Linked DNA regions of Homo sapiens: regions 1 and 2 are each linked to region 3. A link is a loop called in an ENCODE intact Hi-C map of the cell type or tissue named here. Cell type or tissue: PC-3. All regions are shown on one strand. Links, peaks and the distances in the headings refer to the core of each region. The heading gives the core; the rest is flanking DNA.

Region 1 (7,504 bases), core at 1,627-6,626, 370 kb after region 3:
AGTATTAATATTAGACTATTCCCTAATATTAATTTTATCTTGGACATATTCTTGTGCATTTTGCCTGGTATAGTTGTCTTTCTTAACATCGATTAGTTTACTTACATACTTTAGAATCTTGATTTGCAAACTCATTTGAGTGAAAGGAATACCCCTTTCCCCTCCTTTCTCTCTCCTGCCAATATTAGCCTTCCTTATTTCTTGTTGAGTTGTTTCTACTTACCCTACTAATAAATTGAGTGTAGAACAGAAGCATAAAATATTCCCTTCCTGATGAGATCGGTCAGTCACTAACCCAGTGGGCAACTTAGAAACTAACTTAATTTCCACTTTTTTAAAAAAAGTGACATGTTGATCCTCTCACTTACTTTGGTCTACAGTGTCCTACAAAGCCATAGCCCCAAGCTCATAGTTACAAATATAATGCTAACCTCCTTTCTTGAGAGAAAATTGATTGAGCGAGAGTCATTCTCATCCCAGACATAAAGCAGTAAGCCCATTATCTCTAGTTTCAAGTATTGCATGGAGTTTTTTTAGATGATGTGAGTCAGCAGTTGCTTCCTAGTGGACTGCAGCTGTAGACCCACTCACAACCTGGCATTTCTGGCCTATAAAATATTGATCTTGCTTTTGAGCCCAGATAAATCTTATAGGTTTTCTTAATTTTTTAATCTTTCACTGATATTATTTGATGTAGACATGGTACTTTAAATATAAACCCATTTTGCTATCTGAGTGAGAAATGCAAAGTTATTATTAGAAACATATTGACAATAAAAAATTATAAAGGCCAGTCAAGTTATTATATTATGAAACAAGATGGTTTTAGAAAAGATGCCTATAGAAATAGGCAAATCAACAAAATGAAGAAAACAATATTTCACCAGAATGTACTGAGTTTTGAAACAGAATGCTAATCAATATTCTGTGGATCTAACTCAGCTGGGGATGACCCAGTCCAGATAGTAGTGTTATAGTGCTGTTAAAATCACTCTGTGTTGATTTAACCAATAAAATAAAATGTCTCTGCATTGGTCAGATCAACTCTAGACTGTTGCATTTATGTTCAGTGCAATCGCCCTTCACTTCATTCATCTCACATCCTCTTACCTGGACTATTGCAAGCTCTCCCAATTAGTCTCCTATTATGTTTTTCCTCTCTCATGATCAGAAAAATTATTATTCAAAAATAAAATAATGGCTTATTTTTGCATTAAAGAGTCCAATATTTCCCTGTGCTTATAGGACAGAGCCTGACTTCCTATGTTTGGGATTGACAGTCTGTATGATCTGACCCCAACTATAATCTCAACTTGTTTAACTGACACTTAAGTGCCTTCTCTGTCAGCCAAAACTTTCCCAACACAATGCATCACTCTATCACTACTGGTTTTTCTTCTAACTGGCTCCTCTACCCACAATAGTTTGTTTTCTCCTCCATATGCTCCCCTTAGCAGTCCTCACCCCACCATCCCACAAATTCTTATTTCTTTTAAGACCTGGAAAATTCTTACTGCTTTTAAGACCCAGGACAAATATCTTTCTTTCTGAATGCCACAGCATTTGACTCACAGCTCATTTGAAGCATTTAATCATGCTGTAATAATTACTTGTTGAAGCATTTACTATATCATATTACTTTTATAATTATTTTTATAAACAAATAATTAATATAACTATAAGACCTTCTAGAGTCTTTGTCTCATTTATCCCAGGATTTTCAATATCTGGAATAGTGCTTGGCATACAGAAATACTCACTCCATATTTGTGATAATCCAGCTTCAAATCCAGTACAATATCCCTCTTCCAAACTAGCTGTAAGAATTCATTTATTAAATCAACAAATGATATTGTGTCAGAAGAGTGTGCAAAGAATGGGATGAGAGATTAGAAACTGTCATATGAAAAAGAGTGAAAAATAACAAAATATTTATTTTAGGTATGAAAATATTTGAGGGAGACAATAACTTTGTCTGTAACTATTGGTAGAGAGTTTTACTTGGTTTATCCAAAAACAATTTCTTTAAATCTGATACTTAATCATTCATAAACTATCCTAATAGAACTACTTGACATGTTCAGCAGTCCAAGCCTACCCATTGGGAAAAGGAAAGAAGTTATCTTCAGGTGCCAACATTCAAATCATCTTAAAGTTGAATGTAGCCCCTTGCCTATAACTGAATCCCCCCAAAATTCTATTTTTTGTTATATACTAAATATTTAAGGCAATAGTTAAAGGAAGGAAGCATTCTACTGAAAATATCCACTGGGAATCTATTAATGATAGGGTGTCAGTGCTTTAATAAAGGTTACTTGGTTAATGATAAAAAAAAAGATAGGCTGTTAGGTAAGTGCGGAACTTGGAAGTAGCAACCACAGAAATAACAGCTTCAATTGTTTTGATAATCACTGTCTGTGAGACACTCTATATACTTATGTTATTTAGTTTTCATCATAAACCAACTTCAAAAGGCACACATTATTTCTCTCATTGTATACAACAGTCTTATAGAGGTTAAATTGCCAAAAATGTCATGGCCAGACAGAGATGCCAGAATTTGAACCCAGATCTGCTTTACTCAAAAGCCAGTGTTCTGTTGACTTTCTGTAGGGAACAAATTTAAGCAGACAAAAGAGGCAGGAGAGATAGTCAGTAATGTAAAGTTGATTGAAGATGGCTTCAAAGAACTAATTAAATCAAGGGATGAGAATGATGAAAAGAATACAGAGACTGATCTGGATTTATCAGTATGGCATCAGGAATCAAGCCATCATCCTAAAGCAACTGAAACATAGTTTAAGTTCACCCAATTGTAAAGCAAACAGAAAATCCAAAATATAAATATAAGATGTGTTAAATTCTTTTCAAAACTGTTATATGAACATGTCTGCTATCCCTAAAAGTAGAGCAACAACTTCTTCATCACTATGCCATGTCTGGCAACTCCATGGTCATTCCCTTGTCAGCAAATTGCTCTTTTCATTCTTCTCTGGAGTGATTCACTCACTGATTTGCTACCCATAAAAAGTTATACATGGTATAATGGTATTACTTCTCTTAATATACCAACAAGCAAGGGTAGTGACATACATGCAACCCTGAAACCCTGAAGATTGTTGTGTCTATAAATCCACTGCACAGACTTGACCACTGTGCTCTGCATGCAGGTATTGAATCAAGTGTGTGCTGATGGATGGATTATTTTCACATCACTTTCCATACATTTAACTCATGAAAATATTTAGCATTCAGTCTAAGAACAAGAACAAAGACAAAATAATGCCTTGTGCTTTATATCATATATTTAAAAATTGTTTCCACAATTCTACATCATTTTAGTCTCTCAATGCTTATGATTATTGATGGTATTTTTCATTAATATAACAATATGTTTCTATAGAAATTGGAAAATGATAATTTTGAAGATTATTTCATCATTTTCACAGGGGAAAATAAACAGTCAAAATCCACTGTGACAAATTCTCTCAATCCCAGTTTATCTCATTATAATTAAGAGATAATACATGATCACTTTATTAGACACAATATATTATATGTCTATTAATAAAATATATGTGTGAAAGCATATTTTAAACAGGTAAATGAAATAAGCTGTCACAGCCAGTATAGGTGCCTGGAAATCACAAGAGAGTTGTAACTGCTTAGTAAATACCTAGTCATTGACTGCACTGTGTTTGGAGATGACAGCAAACACTGTATTCTGTATTCAGCCCTTCAACAGTATTGAATATCTAAAGAATATTTAACTATATTCTAGATATATAATATGTAAGCCATCTAGTTAGGTGGCTGAACACAACATATAATAAATTTATGTTTTCTGCTCTTATTGGTTTCTTCTTTCAGTAGTGAAGAGAATAATAAAGGTTGTGGAAATGGGTCACTAAAGTTCTTCAACACTAAGTATATTCAGAAAATTTCATGTGGCACAATCAGAAAGATTAATTATTTAAAAAAGCATAAGAAGGAAATAGAATGTCAACGCTGAAGAGAAGGTCCTTCAGTGCTCTATGACTGCACCTTGGACAGGCCACTGCCACCTTGTGGCATTTTGGTTCAAATAGTTTTGATACATGACATTCCAAATAAATCAGAATAAAGTTTGAATTTAAAAGTGGTAATCTTTCCTGAATGCTTACTTTGGGAGTAAACTGTTTCTAGCTGTGTTTTAATGCTGTGAGAAGTAATTATTTTTATATTTTGTTTGCATTTTCACATGTTCAGACAGAATAATTACCATCTAACAAAATAAAATATTCAACTGCTTAAAATTGTCTCTAATTTCTGAATGACTTCAAAAAGTAATGGAAAGCCAAAGATCCCTTAAGTAATAAATATTACACATACAGGTGTCATACTCCTCTATTTTTTAATGAATAATTTTAGCACGGTTTTCATATGTACTTTAAACAAAGTTTTTATTTTATTTCTATTATTGGAAAGCATTTCTTTTCAGCTCCCACGATTAGTAGTTTATTTTATTTATGATATTATTATATTATACTTACCCTTATTACACTAAGTAAAAATCCACTTGTTATTAGCCAACTTATCCTCAATTGGACTGGGAAGGAATTAATGTAATGTATCTTTTAGTTTAGTAGCAATAAAAGTCATGGAAATAATTGGAGTTCATGTGGCTAATTAGGCTGCAAGATCCTTCAGAGAGAACTCCCCTCTGCCTCAACTACTTTTACATAACTTTTATATGATTTTTACGTATGTTTCCATGTTGTCTTCTAAGAATCCATTGATGTTTACTTCATATTACTTTACCTCTAAATTATTTCTATATATCCCTTCATTTTTTTCCTAATACAGTAGAGATCACCAAAATTTTGGATCTATGACACACTTTTGATTATAAGAATACCTGATAAACTTGAAAGGAGTATATTGCATTATTATCAAAGTACATACTTGGCTGGTTGTCCTTCAGTAGTATTCATTGTTTGAGAAAAACTGTTTACTCTCCTTACTCACATGCTCATGAGAGAAAATTTTTACACATTGTAGATAACAACTTTTTTTCTATAAAACAGTTTGCCTTTATACTGTATCTCTTACCTCTTAATTCTAAGAAGTATGCTTTGCTCTACCTTTAATTTTTTTCTTTGAACACCTGAAAGAGTAAAGTTTATTCCTTCCAGACTTGACTTTCAACCATGACCATGAGATACTTCATATGCTATCAGGGTTTCATTATTACCCCTTCATCCCGATCTTTCCTCTTTGCAACATGCATAGGACAACCTATGCGGTATGCAAATGACCATACATCACAAATTTTTCTTTTATTCCTCCAATTTTGATGGTTAGTTTCTTTTCCTTCTTAATTTAAGTTAATGACTATATATTCCATTCTGAAAGTAAGAAAACATGACCCTACGTATTTTTAATTCCTTTGGGCAGATCTTTAAATTGTAATTACTCAGGTGGGCCAGGAAATGCAGTGAGACAATTTCAAATGGCTCCTTCCTCTGTTAATGTTTTGACCACACAAGAAAAAACATATCAAAATGCTTACCCTCTAGTTTCAATATGCTTTAAGGCACATTGGTTATCCCTTAGTTCTTTCATCTATGCCCTTCCCTATTAAATGGATTCATTTCCATAGTTTTGGTTATCATTATGATGGGCACTTTTATGTAGGAATGCCTTTTAACATTAAGTGGGAATTTATGTCTGCCACCCTTAATGGAAGTAATTTGAAGTAATTTTTTTTCTATTGTGAAGTGTTAATAATAGGATTTGAGAAGAACATTCCCCTCTAGACTACAGACCTCTTGATCCATCTGAAATGATCCTAGGGAAGTGGACAAGGTTGTACCATGAACCAGACTGATCATTTGGTGAGTTCATAGCAAGTCATTCATTCTCTTGCTCTGCAAAGAACAAAAAGCTAAGTTGATGGCAGGGTATAGGGGCATCTCACAGTCAGGAAGCTGGGGCTGGTGGTCAAGCTCAAGGTAAGCCAGGCTCTTTTTCAATTAATGATAACATCTAACACAATTTTGAGCAACTCCAGGTAAATATGACATGTTTCTTAGCAACAACATGGCCACTAAAATAGAAACACTCCCAAATTTTCCCATTCAGAACTAATCTCCTGTTACATCTCCAAGGGCCTATCTAATATTCACAATTTCATTACTTTTTTAAATTACCATTCCTTTAATGATGAACCACCTGTCTTTTCTTCATTTTCTTTTTCTTTTTTCACACTATAAATAGTGGTCTAGTACTCTCATTCATATATCTTTAAAATCCTATTTCCGTAGATAGTTTTAAGAGTTGGAATTGCTGGATCTATAGTTATATTCATTTTAGTTGTATAGAGATAGATAACTTCTCAAAAATGTTATGTTGAGGTATTCTTCCATTAGCAATTCATCTCAGCATCTTTGCTAACATTGTTAATTTATTAAACATTCAATATTTAGAATTCTTAAAATAAATATATTATGTATAAAATGTACATATGTATGTGTACATATGCATGTCTAATTATACCCCTATATAGATGTTCTATTTTCTGCTCATTTCTCATTAGGATTGTGTATACTTGTTCAAGAAAATATTTGCATCTTTTATCTGGCTAGTATGTTGGGACCATCAGTACATCATACAGCTCCGAGAAGTATAATGAGGGTTAATCTAAATATACATGCTTAGGGCCCCCCAGGAAAGCACGTAATGAAGTGAGACGAGCATTGTCTGAGTGTCAGGAGTCCTGGCTGCCCCAACTTAGCTACTAACTTGCATTGGGAACTTGGGAAAGTCACTTTTCCTCACTCAGTTTGTTTTTTTTCATCTGTAAAATAAAGTTGGGACTAGATGATCTCTACAGCCCTTTCAGTTTGGGGGTATTATTTATGTATATATGCATATTTATAATACATAATATATACTTATATGTATAAAAATTACACATATAAAAGTACACGCGTGTATATAAAAGTTTATATGTATATACAAAACTTTATAGTTCTTTTGAAGTCTTTTATATGAAGTATTAGCATACACAGCCAATAAGTTCAGCTTCAAAAATTATCTATTTTGCATATTTTGGAGCAAACAGAAGGCCTGGGATCACAAGGAAGAGTCACATGGGCCTGCTTCCAGTCCTAGGCACCATAGATACACAGGTGAAACTTTACAGTTGAGTTGGGAAGACAGAAGCAAAAACTTACATGGAAACAGCCTGTGATACAATTAAATGTAATATTTGTTAAATTTTTAGGTGAAGTTAATGCTCAGACATCTGAGGTTATATTGACCAGTTGAGAGGAGAGAGTTCTGTTTTCTTAGAGTGAGTTAGTAACTGAGTATTAATATAGGAAAGTAGGGTCAATTACCTATTCCTAAAAGCTGAAGGAATGAACGGAGGTGAGAGTGACTGCCCCTGCAAGGTATAATACTTTGAAGGAGGTATTGAGGGCCAGAAGCCCATTTCACTCTTGGGCCACAATCAATAATG
Region 2 (7,504 bases), core at 949-5,948, 50 kb before region 3:
TTGATAAGCATTGGGTAAGCAGGATCCAACGCATCTCAATATTCAAATAATACATCTGAAAAAATAAGGCATACTGCAAAAATGTCAAAAAAGAAAAAAAAAGAATGCTGTTGTGGAGCTTGTTTGAAGTTTATGACATTCCATAAATTTAAGAGTTAACTTTCTATATAGTGCAACAAAAATGATTAAAATTGTTCACCCATACTTCCAATTCTTCAAATCCAGAAATGAGAGAGAAGAAGAGAATGAGAGATTTATTAATAGGTGCAGAATTTGATTCCTCTCCTTTAGCTCATAAACCGAGATCCACAGGACTGAGGTTAGAACTCTGGAATCTCCCATCCTGGGATCAGTCACCAGAGCCTAAGCCCTTCTCCATGCACTTGTTTCATATACATATTTGTTTCAGAAACACACACGCAATCGTGAAATTATGTTCTTGATCAAAAACATGTTTCAGTAAAAACAAAACATTTTTATAAAGATGTGGAAACTTAAAATGAGTTCATTGAGTCCCCAAGCACAAGGGAAGTGCAATGGGAAACATATTCTATTCATTTTTAACACTGTGTGAAGGAAAAGGAGGAAACTGCCATTGGTGCACATTTGTATAATCCATGACACCAGGATAATATTTTACAGACCTTTATAACAAAGCCATGGCATCAGGACTGTTCAGAGACTTGAGCCTTAATTCATACCAGTCACCGGAGCATATACTTTTACCCAAATTTCGTGTAGTAGCTAGAAGTTTAAAGTGGAAGGAAGAGAAGCCACTCTGTTCTAGGTATGTGGCAATCCAATGGTTGCCAAACAAACATGCTGGCAGGGAATAAATGATCTCCAAGGGATATGAGTGGCAGTAACTTAATGGGTAAACCAATCCTGCCCTTTGCCCCACATTTTGCTTCAAAATATTTTCTTCTTTCAAACATGTTTCCTTCTAGTCACCTTGTGACCTGCTGTTAATTAGCCTCTACCTCTGTGTCTAATCTACAACATCGTTTTGTAAAAGTCTCAGAATCTGTCTTACTGCCTCTTCCAATGGCTCTCATTTTAAACCAGTGCTTTCTTATGAAGTCAAAGCCTGTTGGTCCAGTTGCAATTTCACTACAACCAATAGCAGCCCTCAGACAAATAACCTAAGCTCTTTAAGTTTTGGTGTGCTTATCTATAAAGTGGGTCTAGTAGTAGCAACTATAGAGTTGTTGCGAGGATTAATTGAGAGAAGGCACATAAAGCACACAGAAAGTATTCAATAAATGTTAGCTAACTAGAACTGTGGTTTCCAGTATGATAGTATGTAGCCACTTACATTCAAATTGAGATGTGCTGTAAGTATAAAATACATACTGAATTTTGAAGACTTGGTAAGAAAATGAATATAAGATATCGTAGCAATACATTTTATATTAAGCCAGTGTGTGTTAAAGTGACTTTATTGAACTATATTGCATTAAATATATTATTAAAATTAATCTCACTTGTTGCTTTTCACACTTTGAAATGTGGCTACTAAAATTTTTAAATTACATATGTGACTAACATTTGTGGCTCCCCTTATATCTCTATTGGATGGTTGTGGTCTAGAATAATCACTAGTTTTGTAGTCAAAATGGAAAGGAAAAAAAAAAGACTATGCCATGATGATAATACAAGCTGCCGAAGGTGTTAGCTATGCTTGGAGCAGAATTGGGAGCCATTAACTTTACCCAGGTAGAGGCAAAGAAACACACAGGTAGGAAGTAATCTTTGGACCAGACTTTTAAAGATGAAGGAAGAAAGAAATCTTGGTGAGGGGATGGAAGGAACACATTCTAGCAGTATGCAATGCTGTATGTCTGGAAGCTTTTGCAAAAGAAATGTTGCCAATGTTTTAAATAGAAAATATAAAAATACTTACAATTAACTTAGTTATTGAAGTTCTAGTAGTTCTATAGAATTGAAGTTCTAGTGAATGTCTAAGTCATCCAAGTTGAGCAAGGAATGGCCAATCTGAAGGCTAACCAAAGGCATTATGTTATGCCCAACACTTGATGTGTTTGCTCTTGTTATTTCCACCTAGGCTAGGGATCTCTGCCTGTTCTAGGTCCTCTCCCTCCTGGGTTTAAAAAAAACCAAGAAGCAAAACAATAAGCTAGAATTATCAGCCATTTCACAAAGCATTCATTGACTTTGACTTTTCTAACCCATACTTTATTTTTGCCTTCTCTGATTCTAAAACACTTTATTTTTGTGTAAGTTAATGATCTTCTCTCCAAAGCAACTTAACAAATAGTTGCTGAGCATTTACAATGGATGAAAAAAATTGTAATAAGCGAGCAGCATGGGGTCAAGTGAATGTATATAGAGAAGTAAATAAGAGTGAGGTAAACGGCTTCCTGCAAATAGCAGTGCATGATAATATCTACTCAATTACTTTCATGCTCTTTTACTTTTTAGATTTTATATTAACTTGTAAGGTGAGTAACTTTCCATACTTATGAACAGAAGATTTGCATTGTCTCTCTCTTCCCCATGAGTTGTAGCACAGCTTTATCTATGCACACAAATATCTACGTTTGAATATCAGTAAATAAAAAATACCTTAATATTCACCTTTTCTAGTCTTCTGAAATATTCAGATACTTATCTATTGGGAATGATTGAATCAAAAACCTGAAGTGTACTTCCTGATTAATAAGAGCAAACCGATATAATAATGATAAAAAAAAGGGTGGATTTTTTCAGGTTACAAAAAATACTTATGCGTTTTTAGGCTGTGGATAGTATTCGGTACTAGAAAATATTAATTGTATGCTACACTGATCATCTAAATATATCTGGAATTGCATGCCTCATTTTGGGTGCTCTCATTGTAACCAGTTTATTAATGCAGAAGAGAGCAACTTGGAAAGTAACCCAGATGTTGAGGGGTCTGGAAACTATCTCATAGATTTGAGTTGAATAAATAAGAAAACATTGCCTGGAGGGAGAAAAAAAAGTTTAGCAATGATATGAGAATTATTTTCCAATATTTAAGGGACTGTGGAGAGATCAGGGTTTTTCTTTCCAGTGTCAAAGATGAGAATGCAGTCTAACGGTGATAGTTAAATGGAGGCCAAATCCAAGCCAATATAAGTCATGACTTTCAAACTGTTTTACTTAGTGAGATCCATCTGTGGGACTGGGGCAACTGGAGGTAAGTCAAGACTATTACAGGAGGATGTTTTTATGGTAGAGTAGAGTGTGAAAGTGAACGAGAGAACGTCTCATCCCTTGCAAGTAACTATAACCGGCTTTGTTTTCTAGCTTTCCCCAAAGAAATATTTTGATGCCAAAATGTGACTACCAATAGGTGGTGCTATTTTCTTACTGTTTGCTGGCACTGGCACATGGGAATGTATTTATTGCAGCCTAGTTAGGGTTTACCATTAGCATTATAATCTTATATTTTGAATTTTCTAGAGTTTTAACACCTGAGAATTGAAAAGGAGGTTGGAAGTCAGGTGAGTTTCTGAACAAGCTATACTCTCTTTTACACACTTGTTGGGACTTTGCACCTGTTGCTGCTTCTCTCTGCAATGTCTCTACCCACGATTTTTCTCCTTGATAATCCAGATTTGTTTTTTAAGGCAAGGCAGAGATACCATTCCTGGATGCAAGCTTGTCATGACAACCCATTTCCTTGGCTAGGATCCTGCCTCTATTACCATTTTCATTACACCTTTGCTCCTTCTTAAGGCCATAAGTTCCTTAAAGACAAGGCTCTAAATTATATCAGACTCTTCAGCCTCCAACACAGGGCTTGACCCTAAAGCTTTTTTTATATGCATGAGCAAATTTAGTTCAACCTACTCATTAGAGAAATGCAAACATGAAGGACCCTAGGAGTTAGCAAGCTAGCTAGCAATTGACTTTGGAGAGAAAGTCAGATAGGCGTTTTAAAAGGAGTTTGATTATTATATAAAGGTAGAAGATTTATTTCTGTTTTTATCTAAAAACAAAGCACTTGAACCTGATGAAACCAAGGACTCATTTCAGGAAGTCGGGTTCTGACTTCGGGACTTAAGGCCAGCCATGCTATTGCAACACTTCAGTGCCTCTCCAGGAGTAGCTGAGGCTGTGTCCAGGGAGTGGTAAGGGGAAGTTCACCTTTGTGCTGGCCCACACAGAACGTTTGCAAGGGGAATTAGAACATACAATGGAAAGCTTTCTATGTAAAGTCTGATTTTAAAACAAATAGACTAAATGAAATCTTGATGATTAGCTAAATCCCCAGGAAGCAGGGAAAACATTTTAGTCATACAGAAAATATGTGACAAAGAACAACCACCTCCCGCTGCCCCAACTTCTTTCTTCAAACAAAATACAGCTGCTAGAAATGCCAGGGGTGCCTAGGACAGGGACACATCCACCCTCAGTCACTGGCTGAATATTTGCTGCAGATTACTTAGTCAAGATTGCAGCATCCCTGTGCTGCCTTTAACTTTCAGGCACAGGCAAAAGGAAGAATTCTACAAAGAACACAAAGTCATAGAATTGTGTTTCTCCTTCATAGTCCCAGTCAAATGACTGTGCTTTATGGGACCTCAAAACAACCATTCTCTATGTCCAAAGTAAAAACAGCCAAAGATGATATGATGTATGTTTTTCTAGAATAGTAAAATGTTCATTAATCAGTTTATCTACTCTTAGCCTCTGCCCAAAGGCATTCCTAGACTGTGAGTGCTGAGAGGGCAGACCTATGTTCTATAGATCTTTGAATTCCTAGTACTTCACACAGCCTGGAGCACTTAAGTCCCAAAAGGTATTTGTTAGGTGTGTTGAATGAACAACTCTCTAAACTTAACAGATTTAAAAGTGTTTCCTACTTAACACCAAAGCATAAAAACTTTCAAGTAATTTCAAGTTCCCAAAATCAGCAAGAGCCCTTCTTGGGTATAAATACCATATGATATTTCCTTTCAGTTCATTAGAAAAGAATTATTATAATCATTGTATATGAAGTAGAATAGTATTGCCATTTAATATATAAATGGTAAAATGCCCCATAAGAAATTCCTTCAAGGCAAGTTTATTTTTAAAGGATATTTGCCTGGCTGATAGCTTTTGAACTATCTCATCTTTTCTCCTGAATATGTAACTCAACTCAACTGAAGTATTTAGTGAGTGTCAACTACATGGCAAACTGTGCTAGGTCCTCAGAACACAAAGATGAATTGAGATAGACTCCATGTCCTCCAGGGACTTGCTTTGTAGGCCCCTGCTCATACCATATTTTTCTTCTAGCAAATTTATTATATCATAAACTCTCTGCAGCTATGAGTGAAGGGTAAGCAGTCTTGATTAACTTATTTTGAAGACTTCTTTATGGCAAAACCATCATAAAGGCAGTAATATACCTTCTAAGGTATATATTTTAAAAAGCTTACCATTATATAAGTCAATAAACCATTTGTTTATGGATAGGCCCACTAAAAGGGCCAGATGAGATCAGGAATAACATGATAATCAATTCTAGATTTTAAGAGGCTGGTTTTGATATAAAATACTCAAAACTCTAGGGACAGAAGCTTAGAGCAGTGTTTCTCAAATATGGATCAGAATCTTGTAGATGGCTTTTTAAAACACATATTTCTGAGCTCCGTCACCAGAGTTTGATTCCGCGGGTCTAGTATGGGCTAGAGAATTTCTAACAAGGTTCTAAGTAATACTGATGCAGCTAGTCCACGAACTATACTTTGAGAACAATTAACTTCAAGAAATCTCTCTAAAAAAGCATAACCCTACACCCCTCAGCCACCATGGTCAGGACAGAAAATAGTACATTTGTTGAATATAGGTTTGGGATATCATAGATTGCACAGATGATTACTAACTATTTTTACATCATCATCTGTGCTACAGACAAGTACATATTATCAACATTTGAGATATGTTTAATGCTTTGTGGAAAGCCAGAGGGAAATAATCTCAAAATATTAAGAATGTTAGAATACCTAATTTATATAGGACTTCAAAACTTTTAAAGCATCTTTGCATTCACTTTGTCAATTGAGTTTCACCATCTTTCTGTGAGACAGGCACAGGAGGTATAACTTAACCCATTTGATAGATGAAGAAACTGAGAATAGCAATATTAGATGACTTTACTTCTTAGCGGTTCAGCCAACCATGGAAGTTAGATCACCTAACACTTAGCTTTAGGTAATAGAAAAAACAAAACACTAATAATCTTTTCTCTACTTGAAAACCATTTCACTTAACACCAAGTACAGCAATTACCCTTAATTCATCTTTAAATTAATTTCATGCAACTAAAGAGAAAGGTTTTTGAAGGAAAAGCAAATAATAGTATGTTGGACAGTTGGTTTAACTGTAAAATGAGGGGGCTGAACAAACAACCTTATATTTTTAAATTTATTGAATGTAATTATTTTATAAAAGAGATATTTAACAGTACCTTAGTAAAGTAAAAAGAACTAACTGAAGCTAGTAATAAAGTGAGATCATTTTGCACACACACATATTCATGGTATGCCCAAATACAATCAAGGTACTGCATTTACCATGGTTCTATAGCCATGAAAAGATGGCTTTTAAAGAAATATAGATCATTGAAAGAGTCAATAAAACCACCGTGGTCATTTGATTCTATGATCTACATGCTGATGTTTTAGATAAACAAAGAGGAATTCATGCCTTTAAAGTATCATCCCTTAAAATGTGTGTTATCCAGGAGTACTGCTGTATATGCCATCATGCTAAGACACAACCACTGCTAACATGTAGATAAACTAGTAATTTTATTGGCTGTTACATATATTCCATATATGAAAGCTTTTTGGGTTACATTTCATCTTTCACTACTGTCAAAAGTAGATATGATCCAGGTATACTTGTATTACTTGATTAATATAAAGTCAATATTTCTATTACAAATTCTATTTTCATGGATTCATAACATAATCATAAAAATTTACTCAACTGAAACATGGCATAGAAAAGTCCGACTTAAGGTTATTTGTGATGCCAAATGTCTTTCCACTACTACCCCCAAAATAAAGACATTAAGACACTAACTGATTATTAGTATATACAAATTTAGCATATGGGAGAATCATCAAAATTTGGGGAGAGATGTTCTGTTACTGAAGCACAAAAATCCTGACTAGCCAAAAGAAAATATATAACAAGTTGCTCAAGCATTTTCATAAGGTTTTTTGATAGGTGTGATATTTTTATTATGCCTATTAAATATAACAAACACTGGGGATTTATAATATAAGGAATTTGATTGACATCTTAAGTAAATGTGTCTTTCATCAAGGTAGTAATGGTGATAAAACATTAATAAAGTGATATATATGATCATTAGTGAATTTTTCCACAAATAAACTAGCTTTTCTTTTTAAAGCATAATACCTGTGTGAAACAATGAATATTAATCTTATAGATGAAAATAATGAAGGAGAACTCATAAAGATATAGGAAAAAATAAAATTTAATGACAGAAGATATC
Region 3 (7,504 bases), core at 1,497-6,496:
GTATGTGACTTTTTAAAACCCTCATTTATTTTAACTGGAGCAGCTCTTTTCGTCATGAGTTGTTTTATATTTTACTTGATATGCAATGTCAACTACCATAGAATTGGTCTTGATCCTTCTTATTATAAAGGCTAAGTTAGAAATTAATTTCATTTTTAACAATGTATTGGGCAAGCTTATTATGGGAATAAGAGGAAGTGTACTTTGTCCACTCTTTATAGTACTTATTCTTCTTCCTCTGTATGATATTGGAATCTGAGTTATGTGCAGAAACATTTACACTTTAACCTTGGTTTGTACACAGAGAAAACCAAAATTCAGCTTTTTATCCCAGAAGTTAATTTTGCATTCCAAACTTTTAATAGGAGTGTTTTATATTCCTCTGGATAAATCTATTTGACCCTCACAATACATATTTATGTACTTAATTAGTAGACCCTGATTCTGTGATCACTTTTTTTTTCTTTTTGTCAAGACAGTGTCTTTTTACATTGCCCCGGCTGGTCTCAAACTCTCGGCCTCAAGCAATCTTCCTGTGTTGGTGTTGGGCTCCTAAAACACTGGGATTACAGGCATGAGCCACCATGCCTGACCTGTGACCACTTTTTAATATTCTATTGGAGCTAACTACCTTCCTGACAATTCCGGATGAGTTATGTTGGGTGTGTAACATTGGGAAATAGTATATGTATTTCTGACCCTTGATAATTAAAGAACAACAATAAAATGGTATCAGCAGAAAGAAACAAGAAAAAAGGAAAGGGAAGAAGGAAAAAACGAATGTAGAAAAAAGGAAGGAAAGGAAATAGGGAGAGAGGGAGGAAAAATACTGACTATAAGGAGAAATTCATTGTGTGGCTAGGTTAAGAGCCAACAGAAAGTAATGGGTTTCTATAAAAGTAAGAGGCTTAGGTAAATAGAGGAAGCTCATGAGAAAAGGCAAAAGCTCAATTTATGCTCATCTTTTGTTTTATGTTCCTGAGAATCAACACTCTATGCTACTAGAGATTTCTTCCCCATTGAAGTCTTTTATTGAGGCCCTGTCCACTATGTGATTATTCCTTGTTGTTCTGTTTCTCTACTCCTGGTAGAAACAAGAGGGTATTGAGGGATGTCTATGTTCAATTTGCTTAATTCAGTAACTTGCTGATAGAGATCAGGCGTGCGCTCTAGCCAAAAAGAGTGGAATCTGTAATCTTACATAGCAGACTAAAATCACCTCTTTTCTGTATATTGACTGTGTGATCTTGTGCAAGTTATAAAACGTCTCTGATTCTCACTTCCTTAATCTGCTTAATAGGGAAAATAATTAGTTTTTATAGAAGTGTGCTTGAGGGACGTTGTACCAGAGTGTGAGAGGCAGGTGTGAACATCTCTTCTAACTCCATGATCAGAGATGCCACATTCGTAGCTTTAAATAGAAATATTAGTAGTGAAAATATTTACACTACAGAAATTGGCAAAGACTTCAAATCAGGGTTTTTTTTCTTTTCAGAGATTGTTATTAAACATTTATTACCTCTTTGCTTATGTATGAAATGAGATAATAAGTAGGATTTTGCCAATTGTAGGGATGCAGTATATATTTTCCTTACTTCAGCCATCCCTATAGAATATTTGCATCTGAAAACCTTTGATTTTTATGCTTTTAAATAAAATAAAACAAATGACAATAAAATTTTACTTAGAAACTCAATTTCATATTACAATCTCTGTACTTTATGATATTTTATCTGGCTCAGTTCTTTTTTTCTCTCTATCTTTTGACACTACTCTGAAGAATTCAGAAGTTCCGTCACTTTTCTTGAATTTTTCTTACATGATGTCTAGTACAGTGTCCCATGAAGATAATTATTATATTGCATTTTGATGATGATTTTCAGTGTGAGCCTAGATTGTTCAATATTATCTTTAATGAACAGTGTTAAGAGTTAAAAGTTCAATGCAAAAATTATAATAGTTTTCACACATATTAAAGGTGGAAGAAAGTTTTCGTGAGGAAGATGATCTATGTGCTGATCTGCGGAATATGCTAAGATATCCCTGTGAGAAGGGCAAGACTAAAGAGTAAGACAGATGGGTCAGAGAGGACCGAATTGCTAGAGAAAGGGCAGAAACCTGGGATATAGCTGAAAAGCTTTGTGTCAGTGAGAAGTTTGAGGCACAGTTGGAAGAGCAGACAAAGACTACACCTTAAAAGGCCAACAGAGGAGTTTGTACTTCCTTTACCAGACAAGAAAAGGATGCTAGAGTATGAAATAATCAGAGGTACATTTTAGGAAGAATAATTAGGCAGTGTAAACTACGAATTGGGAGAGGAAGGATTGCAGAGTCATATATAAAGAGTATCAGCCTCCCTTAGCCTCAGTTTCCATACCTGGCAACTGTGAATAATAATGTTCTCTTCTAGGTTTATGATGATAATTAGATCAAGCCATGTCTATGGATGGACATGCCTCTGGCATAGAGTAGATATCAAGAGGGCTTTTCTCTCTTTCCAAATTGCTCTTAAATGAAGGGATTTTTAATTGAAGATTGCCTTGCCTAAAGAAAGGGAAATTTTAAATAATTTGACAAAATATAAAGTATACAAGATCCTTTTATAAAATATAAAATATAAAATATGGGAGCTGAGAACATATAACTGGATAGAAAAGATGCCAACAATCTATAGAGAAATTGATGTAAGCTGTTGTATATTTAAAAGATTTAAGAACAAGAGGAGAAAGATGTGTAGGAGGTGGACAAGCTATAGAAATACCATTGTAGGATGCAGGCTCTGATTCTCAGCATTCCAGTAATTAGCACATCTTGACAGGGTGAAAGCGGCCACCCAGTCTCTCTCTTTGAAGGGGCAGAGGTCATTGACAGCTGGTGCTTGGGCCTTTGGGGGAATATTCTGCTTGAGGCCAGCTGGGGGAAATAGATCCCCAGGAAGAGTGGTCACTCAATGATGAGAGCTCTGTTCCTCTTTCTTGTAAACAGTGAACACCCTTGAAGACCCATCTGCACTGTTGCAATACATTCTGCACCTGGGTTTTTGTTTTCTTTGCTGAAGAACAGTCGCCTGGTATGCATCAGGAGTTCCCATCTGTCTCACAGATAGTCATGGAGTTCTTGACTGCATGCATTTTGTCTGAGAATAAGTGGTTCAGTTCATTCCTACTCTAAAACAAAATCTCACCCTGGTCCCAAATCTCAATATTATAAATATTTCAGTGGCAGAATCTGGTTGTAGCAGAAAATGAAAAAATCATATACCTACACAAGACTTAGAAATGGTATCCTTCTTGCTTCGTCATTTAATTAAAGTCTACTACTTCTTCAGACTTCGATTTCAGAATTTTTGGTAAACTGTAGTCTAGGTAAACTGTTTTGGTAAACAGTGTCTAGGAAAACAATATTCCTCTGAAAATTCTAAAACACTTTACATTTGTCACTTGGTGAGAAATGCTGAAATTTGCATTTTAAAATAAAAAAAAATAGAGTGCCAAAAAGTAAAATATTTTCCAATATCCCTTTTAAAAGCCAGAGAAACAAAAGGCAGATAAGTCATGACTCCATAAGCTTTCAAATTCTAATTCTGTCTACTTCTATTTACATTGTCTCTCTGAAGTTTGTACCTGCATGGTTTTGTTGCATACAGAGCATTATACCTTGCCCCAAAGGCATCAACATTTGATTGAGGCATGCACTTTTGCCCTTTCCTCAAGAGAGAGCCAAAGACGTTTCTTGCCATCCCTAGAAACTCTGTCTAGTAACTTATGATGAAAATCTGCCCTGCCCTAATCTTTGGAAGTAGCTAAGCAAAGCTGGGTCCCCTGTTTAGAGCTAAGAAAAATACAATCTAAGGAGAGTTAAGTTGTCTTAACAAACAATAGACTCCAGAAAGTTTTGCTAAACTTGACCACTAGGTGGCAAACTGTCTGGACATAAAAAAGCTGATTCCTGTTCTTTCTTCCTGGTTCTAACAGCATTGGCAGTCGTACAATGTAGAAATCTGATTGAGCATCCTCAGCCATGACACAGTGACTCAAAGTACCTATCCACAGTGAAGGGGGTGTCATTGAAACACTGTTCTAATCAGGTTTGACATATATTGCCCAGTGTGCTTAGATGAACAAAGTAATTACGCGAAGACATAAATGATAGACCTATATATGCTTTACGTAGAATTTTACGTAGTTTGCCTTCTCTCCAAGTATTTTTACTCTAAAAATGGGGAATAATATGCACTTCACAGTATTGCCATGAGGGTAAAATAAAATAACCCTTGAAGGGTTACCTGGTACATACCAGTTCCTCAATAAATATTTGTTAAATATTTGTTCAAAGAATGACTGGATCAGTCAATAAACAAAATAGAAGCAGATATAGGCTTCCCTAAAATGCCTTTACTTGAAGACTACCTTGCCTAAAGAAAGGGAAATTTTAAATGTGCTGTCAAGAAAATAAAGTATACAAGATCCTTTTATAAAATACAAAAATATTTATAGTTTAAAATACACTCTTAAAAAGTTTCTGCTAAAAGGTGACTCACTGTCTGGAAATACTACTAGAAAAGGCTAGGTTATCCCTCCAGGTCTTGGACAAAGGTCTATTGTAAATGTAAGGGGCTGTGGTAATTTGCTCTTACATTTTTTTTTTGTCTTTGAACTATTAGTTTTGTTTGTTTGTTTGTTTGTTCGGTTTTTTTCAGAACACTGGTTGCAGATTGTGAAAAACGAAGTGTAGAATGCTCAGTAGTGTCTAGCTGTTATATAAAAATAAAACTATGGATAATTGGAAGTAGTGTAAATCCATGTCTGAGTATTTTGAACTATTAAATAAGTAGTTTCCATGCTTAAGATAGCTTCCCCAGGCCACATGTGAATGTCAGCCAACCAGCCTCCAGGATTCACATGGTAAGAGGCTTTCATTCTATCATAAGAAAAGCTATATAAATGGAAACAGTAGGACACATACTGAACATGCATTCTTTAGAAACACATTTTCTAAACTCAGTCATGTTCACATACTTACATTTCACTAAGAAAAGTCATTAAAACAAAACAAACTTCTGTACAACATTGTCCCATGTATCTTCACTCTGCAATTTCATTCATTACAGAGAGGGTGCCATTGCAGTATCACTTTTCATGTATTTCAAAGCAATCTCTTAAAATACCTCTCAAGTGAGTCCAAGTAGACATATTTTGGTTTGTTTCTTTGATGACATTTTCCTTTGTTTACCTAACTGCATTTATATACCACCTTATCTATATTTCTCTATGCACCATCCTCGTAAAGTTGGTTCATCATGAAGATGAAGATGCTGAGACTCTGAGGGGTCATTTTGTCTTCAGCCACATAGCTATTATTACTCAGCAATATCAGGATTTTGATCTGAGTCTGCTGATGACAAGTTTAGTACTAACACCACAAGATCTGTGTGGGTCTAGGAAACTGAATAGGGATATGAATTAAATGAGTTTTGGCTATAAAGAGAACTGTTGCTGAAGTCGTATGCTGAATCTAACTACAGATGATAAGAAAAAAAACAAACAAACAAACCAAAAAAATAACAACAGATACTAGGCAGGTTGGGACAAGAAAAAAAAAAGATAGATATTTGGAATAAGATATGAAACAGGAAAAATAGAAGAAAAAATGGAAGGATGTCGGGAGAAGAAAAAGTCACATACGGATTTTCAGATCACTACTCTGGTATCCACCTCGCCCTCTTTCACATCCATAGATCACATAATACATTTATTGTTTCTGCCCTGTGTTTCCAGAGAATATTGTATCTCTCCAATTACTACACTCATCATGTTTTAATTACTATTTAGTCATTTTCCCTGTTATTTAGTAAGCCTCATGGAGGTTGTGTTATCTTTTCATACCTTTGAGCCTGTTACATAATATGTGCTCACTAGATATGTTTTGAACACATTAATTAATAAATAGGGAACAGTATGATATCTCAGACTGCTTGGTTACTACTAAGTTTTGCCCACACCTATTTTATGGGCAAGAAATCTTGAAGCTGGACAATTCACAACTGCAGAGACATGGAATCAATCTAAGTGCCTCTCAATCAATGAGTGGATAAAGAAAATGTGATATAAGTATACCATGGAGTATTACTCGACCATGAACAAGAATGAAATAATGTCTTTTGCAGCAACTTGGATGTAACTGGAAGCCATTATTCCTGAAGTAACTCAGGAATGGAAAACCAAATACTTCATGTTCTCACTTATAAGTGGGAGCTAAGTTATGAGGAAGCAGAGTGGTAAGACATTGGAGACTCAGAGAGGAGAGAGTGGAAGAGGGGTAGGGGATGAAATATAATACTATCTACTGGGTACAATATACACTATTTGGGTGACAGGTACACTAAACCCTTGGACTTCACCACTATGCAATTCATCTGTGTCATCAAAAGCCACTTGTATTGCTAAAGCTAGTGGAATAAAAATAAATAAGTAATAGGACAACACAACAAAAATGAAATCTTGAAGCTGGAAGGATGGCTTGAAAGTGAATTTAAAATGTTTGGATCCTTAAAGAGCTGCTTATTGGGACTGACTAAATATTTGCATCATTAGAATGTGATGTATATTAAACTCCTTTAATGAACAGACAGGATAAATTCCTCATTATTGAATTTTGGAATTTTCTGAATAATCACTGATTGTACTCTGTTTCTTTATGGTAGAGTTTTAATTTTACATAATTGAACATGACTCATGATGTACTCATATTAGAAAGTGAGTCTATTTCATAATACTGAATCTCTTTGGCAGTGGAAAGCTTATTTCTTCTTTATTAATTTGATTAGGAAGCCCCCGACTATTCTTCTATAATAATAATGGCTCTAATGTTTTTGATCTGTGTCTGAGGTCATTTATACTGCAAGAGCTTTTATGCATATTTTCTAATTTTTCACTTCCTGAGTTTTAGGACATCTATTAAAATATTATGTAATTAAATTTAAGAAAAGGGAAGGAAAAACGTGTCTCCCTGGGGAGAAAAATAATTTCCTTAATTGAGTTTTTAAAAATAAATACTTGAATTTTATAGAACCCTAGAACAATTCTTTAAGGGCTTCTTCCTCTTCCTACTAGTTAAATCTTACTTAAGCTGGAAAACAGGTGCGTGTTTTTAGACCAAAGAAAAATCATAAAATGCAAATATTCAACTAATTCTATGTGCTAATATTTTTGACTAAACATGTAATATGGATAATGTTATGAACATCAAACTCAAACATGTAGCTGTTTTGTTTTTCTAAAGCTTAGGCCATCTTTAACATTCCTGAGTTTCTGAGACACTAATCATATTTATCTGCTGAATAGTCCCGAAGTGTTTCTAGCTAATGAATAAGTTTTTAAATTAGAAGAAGTCTGAATTGATAAAAGCTGGATGTATTTGTCCATGTGTGTTTATGTGTCTTACTCTTTGACAATACATTTTGAATGACTAGAATGCTCTTCAATGGTCATTTTGATTGTGTATA

The links. A loop is a pair of places that touch in the nucleus more often than their neighbours do. Peaks named below come from ENCODE experiments on the same cell type or tissue, not always from the same donor. Only the 100,000 strongest peaks of a DNase experiment are listed, where the experiment ranks them.
Region 1: a loop joins it to region 3, with 10 times the contacts of the local background. A loop is called at or near these places in 11 of 110 quality-filtered maps.
Region 2: a loop joins it to region 3, with 7 times the contacts of the local background. A loop is called at or near these places in 16 of 110 quality-filtered maps.

Annotation. Positions count from the first base shown.
Region 1 is chr4:80,615,844-80,623,347 of GRCh38, reverse strand. The region is part of intron 3 of CFAP299 (cilia and flagella associated protein 299); the gene reads right to left. Among named protein-coding and RNA genes, the nearest start is that of CFAP299, 280 kb to the right of the region's middle. In PC-3, for the core only: a CTCF peak has its summit at 4,055 (motif pointing left); no DNase peak of the experiment used is centred there.
Region 2 is chr4:81,036,076-81,043,579 of GRCh38, reverse strand. All of the region lies in intron 1 of BMP3 (bone morphogenetic protein 3), which reads right to left. Among named protein-coding and RNA genes, the nearest start is that of BMP3, 9.1 kb to the right of the region's middle. In PC-3, for the core only: a CTCF peak has its summit at 3,340 (motif pointing right); no DNase peak of the experiment used is centred there.
Region 3 is chr4:80,986,538-80,994,041 of GRCh38, reverse strand. No RefSeq gene overlaps it. Among named protein-coding and RNA genes, the nearest start is that of BMP3, 40 kb to the left of the region's middle. In PC-3, for the core only: CTCF peaks have their summits at 3,734 and 3,935 (motif pointing right); a DNase peak (open chromatin) is centred at 3,941; H3K27ac peaks cover 1,311 bases.